2 separate regions of the Homo sapiens genome follow, and region 1 is linked to region 2. The links are chromatin contacts, found by Hi-C in ENCODE. All regions are on one chromosome and are shown on one strand. Each heading gives the region's core, a stretch centred on a gene start or an enhancer-like site at or near the end of the contact. The rest is flanking DNA. Distances are from core to core; before and after follow the strand shown. Region 1 holds the start of CABLES2 (Cdk5 and Abl enzyme substrate 2). Region 2 holds the start of SLC17A9 (solute carrier family 17 member 9).

Region 1 (4,879 bases), core at 1,183-3,682, 550 kb after region 2:
ACGGGGAGGAGAGCAGGTGTCCCTGGGAGGTCAAGGCAGGTGGCACCTGCAACCCAAATTTGGGTTCTGAGGGATGAACAGGAGTGTGCCAAGTAGGCAAGGAGCTAGGATGTTCTGGGAAGTTTGCTGAGACCCCAACTCTAGAAAAATGGACAAGGATCAGGCAGAAAGGAAAGGTGGGGGCCACGGAGGGGTGCCAGGGCAAGGGGGAAACTAAGAAGTCAGCCCAAGGGCCAGGCCTGCAGTCAGGAGCATCCAGACAGAGCCCTGCGCTTGACACCTGCTCAGAGTTCAGGGTGAGAGCCAAAGAAAATAAGGAGCGAAACTCATGAGCAGGGCCCTCTGCAGCCAAAGCACCAAGGTGAGCTGGGCATTTAAAACCACGCATCACAGGGATGGCAGGACACGGGCCAACGACTGGGCTGGGTGAGGCCTGGGCCAGACTGGGGTGCGGGCCTGACTCAGGGGGCACTGCCTCCCACCTGCAGCCTGTGACATGTCTGCCTGTTGTCCTGAGAGGCCAGAGGGACTGAACTCCCAAGAGGGAAGTCCAGGTGTGTTAAAGGTTGCTTTAATTTCTCCAGAATCACACGAAACAAAAGCCGTGTGTTCCCTACACACTGCCCGCAGGCCAGGTTGGCTTTTGGCCACCCATCGACACCCTGGGGAGGGGAGAAGACTGGCAGCGGGAGCCTAGCAAGGGGGTTCACCAGACCCAGGAAGAGACCCCGTTCCTTCCTCAGCATTCCTCCTTGTCCCTCAAAGTCTAGCTTAGCGCCAGCAAAGAAGAACTGGCTAGGGGCCCCCCTACTGCACAGCCGATCCCCAGGACCCGGCGCTGCAGCCAGCACGGACAGCTGCCTCCTGCCTCCTGCGTCCTGCCCTCCACCCTCACTCGCCCCTTTCTGTTCTCATCTGACACCAGATTCTCTGCAAGCTGCTGGTGTATGGCCCACCCTCCCCTGTCAGGCCCCTCCTCCTGGTGATAGCCAGCAGGGATGGAGGGCCCACTGTGTGCCTGCCCCAGCCTCAGCACCCTACAGCGCTGGACACACTCACTCCCCGCTCACGGGAGCCCCCAGGCACACAAGTCAGCACCCCATTCTGTGGATCCAGAATCCGCAGCCACCCCTCTGCTATGCCACCCAGCCCCGCGTTCTCCTAGACAGGACAGCTGCCCACCTTCCCCTAGGCCTGGCAGAGGCCTTGGAGGCCAACTTGGAAGGGCGGAGGGAAAGGAAATGGAGGTGCTGCATGCTGCGTGAGCCCCAATGGTGGCCCGTGAAGGCCCACAGGAGGGAGCAGGCAGGCGGGAGGTGGGTAGGGGCCTGAAGGGCAGGGGCCCATGCTAGGGGTGGTGATGAAGACCCTGTCTTGCCCACTCGCCCACTGCCTTGTTGGCCATCATGCTGCCTCCCCACACACCAGGTGCTCCTAGGGCCAGCGCTGTGCCTGTCGGTCCCACCGGGTCCCCAGCACCCAGCACAGGAGAGGCTGGGCGCATGCGGGCAGGTGCGAGGTACTGCAGCGCATTCGCGGACTGACCACTGCATGTGCCTGGCCTCCGGCCACAGCCCGACCCCCTCACTGAGCCAGTTTCATCCTGACAGTACCCTGAGGCTGAAATCATTGTCCCCTCTTTAAAGATACGTAAACCCATGAAAGAAAGCTGGACAGAGCAGGCAGGTGACACAGAGGTGGGTGCAAGGTCCTGAGTCCCTCCACAAAGATACAGCGGGTTCCCCTCCAGACTGCAGACAGGCTCCCGGGCTCCAGAGGCAGGCCCTGACCATCCCGGTGCCACGGGCTCACAGGTTCTGAAGTCAGGGGCACCCAGGCACAGAGAGGAAACAGGCCTGGGCACAAGGCAGGCTCAAGGTCACTTTGCTACTGCAGGAAGTGCAGGACTCTGCCTGGGGCTTTGATCCCAAGCAGGTGCCTTCTCCACTCAGACCCTCGTTCCCTTCTGTCAATGAAGGAGGCCAGATGGCACGCGGGCCCTTCCGGGAAGCGGTGGGGCTCCTCCAGGGGCCGCCCTGCGCCCGCTGAAGCGCCGCCCAGACACACCTCCGGACAGGGAAGTGTGCTGGGGCCTCACCCACGCCGCCCTGGGTCCGGAGCCTTAAAATGTGCGCTCGATGGAGGCCATCCGCGAAGGCCGCCATACAGCAAAGGGAACAGAAAGCGAGAGCCCCGCGGCCGCAGGTCCCAAGACGGGGACTCGAACCGGCGGGGAGGCGCGCAGCTCCCGACTCCCTGCTGCTGCGTCCGACCGCCTCTAGGACCCAGGGGAGCGCCCTGAGCGCGGCACCTCGCTGGCCAATGGGAGAGCGCGACGGCGATACATTTGCATGTGGGCGCGCCGCGGCCAATGGGCGGCGGGCGCGCGGGCGCGCGGGCAGGGGGTGGGGCGCTTCGCGGCGGCGGGCGCAGTCTGAGGATGGCCGCGGCCGCGGCCGGTGGAGCCCCGGGCCCGGCCCCCGGCCCCGCCGGGCCCCCGCCACCCGCCGCGCCGACCTCGGCCGCTCGGGCCCCGCCGCAGGCGCTGCGGAGGCGCGGGGACTCGCGGCGCCGCCAGGCCGCGCTTTTCTTCCTCAACAACATCTCCCTGGACGGGCGGCCCCCGAGCCTGGGCCCGGGCGGAGAGAAGCCCCCGCCGCCGCCCGCCGAGGCCCGCGAACCGCCAGCGCCGCCGCCGCCGGAGCCCCCCACCGGGCTGCCCGCCAGGACCCCCGCGCCCCAGGGCCTGCTCAGCCCCACGCAGGTGCCCACCGGCCTCGGCCTGGATGGGCAGCGCCAGAGGTGAGTGGGGGCCCGGCCAGGTCAGCCCAGGACGCGGGGTACAGGGACGGGGACGGGGGCCGGATCAGCCCAGGACTAGGGGTCAGGATTACTTGGGGCCTCATCAGCCCAGGACAAGGGGGTCAGGTGACCTGGGGCCTTGTCAGCCCTGGACAGAGGCCAGGACAAAGGGGTTGGGTTCACCTGGGGCCTTGTCAGCCCTGGACAGAGGTTCAGGTGACCTGAGCCCCTGTCAACCCAGGACACAGGGGTCAGGGTCAGTCTGGGCCCTCATCAGCCCAGGACACAGGGGTTGGGTTCACCTGGGACCTTGTCAGTCCTGGATACAGAACTGGGGGTTCCTGGGCTGGCTGAGGGTTTCCTCAGGCCCTGTCACCCCCCACACATAGGGTTCATTGTCCCCTGAATTCTCCCAGCCCCTGAATACGGGGTCTGGATCTCCACGTTGTCAGTGCTCTGAAATGGGTTTTAGGGTTCAGCCCTTATTACCCCTGAGACCCCCAGCCCTGTGGGTTCTGGACATGCCCCCACCCCCATCCACTGGTACCAGTGCCCGGGACACAGGGACACATGGACAGCCCTGTGCATCTCTTCGCATTCTTTGAACCGGGCCACACCGTCCATGCCCACCTCCTCAGACCCAGCATGTGGGCCGGGGTCCTCCTGGCACTGTCACTGACACCTGTTCCCAGAGGCCCCTGCACAGCCACATCTCCCATCCCACAGCCACTGGTCTCTGGCACCCCTCCTCTCCCTGTCACTTCCCTGCTGAGCCCCGCCCTTCCCCACATCACTCTCAGCTCGGTATCTTTGGGTCTGTCACACCCTGGGTCTCCACTGCTCCCCCTGCCTTGATTCCATTTCTGGGAACCACCTCAGCCCATCCCAGGGCAACCCCAACCATGAGCCCTGCCTGTCCAGCGTGTGCCCCCTGCCCAGATGGCCCCTGGCTGCCCGACACCCTGTGTCCTTCTCCCAGAGACCACAGGACCTGGGTGACCCTGCCTCCCACAGCCCTCACCTCCAGGAGTGACTGTGGGCTCTGGGCCCAGGACTGGCTGCTTGTTGCGGTTCCTTCTCAAAGGGAGCCACTGTCCACAGGTCCAAGTGCCTGCTGGGCGGCTGTTCCCAGAGGCAGCCCCTGCAGGTGTGCAGCAAAGGGGCCGACACAGAGCTCTTGGGTCAAGGCTGGCACGTGCTCCTTGCTTACCTGGAGGTCATCAGAGTTGCCCCACGCCCCTGGCCTTCGGGCAGGTGGAGGCATTGGGTTCCTCTAAGGTCTTTGGTTGGGGAAGTTTGGGCCCAGAACACAGCACTCTGTCCTCAAAGACTATGACGTCACATGCAGGTTGCGTCACACGCAGGTCGCGGTGCACTCCATCCTTGGAAGTGTTCCTGGCCGTAGCCAGGCTGAGGGTGCCTGCAGACCCAGGCCTGTCCACAAGATGTCCCCCCACGGACATGCCTGGCCGCTGCTCCAGGGAGGGTCAGAGGGATGATTGGGGCAGAGGGATGGATTTGCCCAAATGTGGCAGCCAGGCCCCATGCATTTGGCATGGCCAGCTCCTTCAGGAAGGCGGGAGAGATGGAACAAGGTGGTGACTCTCCAGGGCAGAGCGGCAAGGCCCTAAGGTGTGGACTCCAGGGGAAGCGGGCTCACCCCAACGGGCCGAGCTCCGCAGGTGTGGTGGGCTTTTCCCTAACCCCGGGCCCTGTTGTTTGACATGGAAACAGCTTTCTCCCTCAGTCCTGCATGTTGAGTGTCCAGAACCGGATGGTGACACCAGGCAGACTGGGTGCTGTCATAGGCCCTCCTTCCACAGAGTTCATGCACCCCTGTGTGCACCAGGCCTGGCGTGGAGTGGAGCCCACTTGAGTGGAGGGAGGCAGAGCGTGGCGACGCGCAGGGAAGTGCCTGTGACTGAGAAGGCACCCCCTGCAGGCCCAGAGCCTCCATGGTGACAGTTCTGAGCGCAGCATGCTGCCCACGTGCAGCACATCCCTGCCCTGTGGGATTGTTAGAAGGTGCGCTGTGGCCGGCATCCCTGGGACAGGATGGGACGTGGCATGGGCTGGG
Region 2 (4,709 bases), core at 111-2,610:
GCTCCTTTTTAAACATCGAGCCTGGGAGGGACGTAGTGAAGGCGGAGCCACTCAAACCAGCCGCCAGTGAGGAGGCCCTGAATCCCTGGGGAGCTGGCCCTGCCCGGCAGGCCTGGATGAACGTGGGTGGGGGAAGAGGAAGAGAGCAAGGGGCAGGGCCCGCTGAGGGCAGCCCTCCCCTCTAATTGGCGCCTGACAGGGCTGTGATCTGGGCTGCCAGCTTTTCCCATGCAGCCAGCGCTCCCTTCATCTGGGTGCCAACATCCGATGGTGGCACTGCCCCTTTGGGCCTTCCTACAACTCTTCCCAGCACTTCTAGGGTCCTCAGCCCTCATACAGCTGGGAACTGGTGGGGCCAGAAGGTGCCATTACCTTGCCATGGTCAGGGTAGGTACCCTGGGGACTCAGTGCAGGCAGGAGACTGCTCTGGAACCCACAGGGCCTGAGTCTAGGCCCAGGGTCCAGCCACTTAAGGCCTCAGCCCAAGACCCAGAGCCAAGGGGTTCAGCAGTGTGGGGGCTGCTCTCAGGAGCTCCCTGGCAGAGGCCCTCCCCAGCTGACCAATGGCCCGCGGTCACCATCTCGCCCGGTTTCTGAGGCGTCACCTGCCCAGGGAGCCTCCTACAGGCAGCAGTGCTGGTGGCCAGGCGACCTGCCCAGGCCCTGCTTCTCCCCACCACCAAATGCTCCGAGAGCTGAAGCCAGCGGGGAGCTCGTCCTCAGCACACAGCTGGCACGTGGTGGCAGGACCCCCCCCAACCCCGTCCAGCTGCAGGCTCCAGCCCGTGCCCCCTACCTGGCCTCCTGACTGTCCTGGCGCCTGCTTGTCAGGGTCATGCATACACAGGGTGGTTCCACCTGGCGAGGGGTATGCCTCCTGACTGTCCAGGACAATGCCCCTGGCCTGGGGAACATAGCCCTGCCTGGAAGAGCCCCAGGAACACTGGCTGGGATAGGGCACTTGCCAGGTCCGGTCCTGGAATCTCATGGCAGGGAGGAAGGACAGGGCACTCACTTCCTTCCACCTCCCACAAGGAACACAGGGGGCCCCACAGCCAGAGGAGCCCGCCCAGCTCAGCCCTCCCCACCTAGCATCGTCCCACGTGGCAGTATCTCAGCTCCCTCCCCACGGCCCCATCTCCACCGCTCCCACCCCCCCTCCCCTCACCCCCGCCACACCTGGACCACTGGGTGTCCCCGGCCATGTCCCTGCGGGCCTCGTCTGGGGGTGGCTGCATCGGGCTTGGGGTGCTCAGACGGCGTGGGCACAGCTGTGTCCCGGGGCTGCCTCCCAGCCCAGGCTGACCCACCCGGGCAGCACCGCCCAAGTCCACGTGTCAGTCCCAGCGCGCTTCCGTCTGGTTCTCTCAGGACTTGTCGCCCCCAGACGGCCACCAGGGCGGGCAGGCGGGGCAGGGCGGGGCATACCACTCGGGTGCCCGCCCCACCCTGCTGACGTCGGTCCCTGCTGCCCCATAGGAGCGGGGCCAACGGTCGCCCTGGCTGGGTCGCCCTGACTGTCCGACGCGCCCTGGCTCAGCCCCAGCAGAGGTTAGTGTGGGGGCAGAGGGGGATTCCCAGCAGCAGGCCGGTCAGACTGGGGCTTCAGAGAAGGGCCCTGGTGGTAAGCCTGGTCCAAGAGGTGCCAGCCCATCCCTTGGACACGACACGGAGCCATGGGGCCGTCTGTCCTCTGTCTATAAAATGGGGAATGATGGCAGTCCCTGCCTTACCGATCAAATAAAATCAGGGATAAAGTCTTAACCAAGTGCAAAGAGAGTAAAAGTACAGGGTCACTGATTTTTAAAATGGATCTTTCGGGGCAGGGATGGGTCCACTCCTGAGCCCTTGGACCAAGCCTGGGAGAGCTGGACAAATCCAGCGCTGGCCCATGTCTTCTCAGCAGATGCCTGTGAAGGTTGTCATTGGCCCCTGGGTTCCTGGACAAAAGGTGTCCTGAGGACCCATCACAGGCCAGGTTCTGGGCTCGGGGGCAGGGGTGACGGGGTGGGGCCCCCACTCTGTGTGCTCCTGCTGCCATGCCAAGGATGAAGCCAGCAGGGGAAGGCCTCAACCATGCAGCCTTTCCCCAGGAGGCGGCAGGGCCTGCTCCTCAGGCGTTGCCCCCACCTCCACTAGGGCCCACCTCAGTCCATCCTCCACGCAGCAGCCACCACCCAGGGGCCGAGGGAGACACGTCTAAGGCAGGGCCTTGCACTTAGAACAGACCCACATTTACCCCCTCCCTCCCCCTAGCCCTCAGGTCTCCAACAGCCCAACCCACTGCACTGCAGGGCCTGCTCCCAGGGCCCTCTGAACAGAAAGACACGGGCACCCTGAAAAGCAAGGTCATACTTTCATCCATCCTGACGTAGGGTAGGTGAAAAGATGGTGGCAGAGAGAGGTTTATTGCCCCAAACAGCCCTAGCCCATAGCCAGGAAGTTTGGAAACTGTTGCTAAACGTATCGCTGTCAACAGCACCCTCTTTGAGGTGATTCGCTTCCATTCACTCTGTGATGGTGATTTCCTACCGAGATCTGTGATCATGCTGCAGCAGACATTTGCCATCTGGTTACCCAAAGTCCCCTTCCTCCTGGAGCTGATGTTCTGGGGCAGGTAGACAAAAATCAAAGTAGTGAAAGGGGTAGGGAAGGGGTGTTACTTCAAATAGGTTGGGCTGAGGAGGCACCCCTGGACACCTGAGTGAAGGCTGGATGAGCTGAAGAAACGGGCCATGCAGGGATGGCTGGGTGGGTGAAGGGGCCATCTCACAGGGACATTATAAAGCTGGGTGCTGGTAGTGGCCAGATGGAGGCTCTCCACGCTTCTGGTGGATTCTGAGAGCTGCCCCGCACCCAAGCATCTTTGAGGCCTAAGGTGAAAAATTATGTAGGGACAATAGACAGTCAACACCTGGGTTTTCAAGGACACAGGGTGACCTTGCGGACAGGGCAGTCACAGCCAGCACCCACTGGCCTCTGCTTCTGGAAGGCTGCGTGCCTCCCTCTTGTTGGGCCTGGCCCACCTAACTTCTTGTTTATTTCAAGTGCTGCTATAGGGAGACGATGCTAGAGATTTTCCTAAAGCAAATCCACACCTCACTACGTATGGCGCCCGTTGCTCAGCCTCTGCATCCACACCCCCCACAGACGCCCCAGGAGACCCCGCACAGCTTCTTGTAAACCAAGACAAGCCAGCCCTGGGCCTGGGGCTCCTCCCTGCACCCCACTTAGCCCTGCAACCTTCCAGCCCAACTACAATTCTCAAGATGAGGAGTCCATGAAAAGGAGACTGACAGATGACACTTTCCTCTGCCATGACTGACAGGCAGCAGCAAGAGGGAAGACCGCGGTACTGGACATCACGTGCGGGAACTGCCTCAAAGGTGGGGGCACCTTTCGGGCTGAGCTAACCCAGTCAACAGCAGACTGGAAAAAGACAAAGAACTGTGTGAGATGGTGCTCAAAACCAGAAAGATGAACTCTGCAATGACGACAAATGGATTCGGTGTGATGTGGGCGTGATACAGAGAAACATTCTTGAAGGTTCTGGAGCAGTTCATTTTTCTCAGAGCTGGTAAACTCATTGTTCGAATCTTACAAGCACTAGTGTTCAACATTTCTAAAACTGGGAGGGCCCAGTGAGGACTGGATGGGCACACAAATCTATAAACGAGCACAGACGAACCCTGGGCTGCTGTGACCGCCAGCACCTCTTCCCGTTCTTCCATGACCCTCCATGGCAGAGAATTCTTGGTGACGGGTCAGCCTGCTTCACTTTCAAAGCCAGCTGGGAAAATTACCAAAGCTGTCAGTCACACACCGTGATCCACAAGAGGGAGAAAACCTTGTTTGTGTGAGGAACGCCTACAGATGTGTCTCCAGGAAGCAGAAGTCACAGCCAGGCGGAGACCTTGCCTGACACGGGCAGCTCAAGGCAACAGCAGCTCCACCGCTTCTCCCTGGTTCCCAAGCTCATCAATTCCACCTCAAATACACAGAGACCCAAGGACAGGAGGCGCTGCTGCACCCAGCACTCTTCATCTCCGAAGTGAGCCTGCGGGGTGACCAACTGCCTTGCATGGACGGACAGCTGGCGGAAGAGCCTGCAACGTGACCTGCATTTACAAACATGAGGAAACCCACTCACCTTCAGTTGTTACTCCTTTCATGAATTCTTTTGGTTATAGCTGTGCCTATGGCTTTACGGGCTTCACCTGATAAATGGTCTTCTGTACTATGGACAATTTGGACCCGTAAACCTGGCCTTGAACTAGGTGACACTGAAATGTTACAGACAAATCAGAACGTCACATTCCCTTTAAATATTCCCCGCACACATGCACCAGGCTGACTGGTGGATACTGGGGTGTGAAATGAGAGAAACAGCCCCCACTGTGCAGATGTGGGGACATGATTATTATCAATTAACCACAGGCTGCACCTCAGCTCCTGCACACCAGGTGCCTTGTGCCGGTGGCTCTGTAGCATGGGCCTGTTTATCTTCAAAGCCATTTTGTGGCTTCTGGAAAAGGCAAACAAGCTCAGGACATTGTATCTCCAAAGAGCACATCTCTTAAAAGATTCTTGCCATAGCTAGTTACACCAAAGGCCCATTCAAACCCCATGTTCTACTTTAACAGAAGTGAAAAACCACAAGCAAAGATGGCATTCCAAAATAAGGCAGAATATCTAAGACAGGAAGGCCA

The links. Hi-C counts contacts between places; a loop is a spot of excess contacts on that map. Pooled maps may share reads with other maps.
Region 1: a loop to region 2 is called in a pooled map, with 7 times the contacts of the local background. The contact joins the promoter of CABLES2 here to the promoter of SLC17A9 in region 2. A Hi-C loop is called at or near these places in 5 of 50 pooled maps.

The regions. Positions count from the first base shown.
Region 1 is chr20:62,404,838-62,409,716 of GRCh38, reverse strand. It overlaps CABLES2 (Cdk5 and Abl enzyme substrate 2), which reads left to right and starts at 2,432. Exons shown (of 10, transcript NM_031215.3): 1 at 2,432-2,802. The coding sequence starts at 2,441. It overlaps LOC105372709 (a long non-coding RNA gene), which reads left to right and starts at 2,823. Exons shown (of 2, transcript XR_936967.3): 1 at 2,823-4,827. RefSeq lists a silencer at 2,266-2,515.
Region 2 is chr20:62,949,360-62,954,068 of GRCh38, reverse strand. It overlaps SLC17A9 (solute carrier family 17 member 9), which reads right to left and starts at 1,360. Exons shown (of 13, transcript NM_022082.4): 1 at 1,180-1,360. The coding sequence starts at 1,238. RefSeq lists silencers at 1,140-1,239, 1,250-1,569 and an enhancer at 1,121-1,950.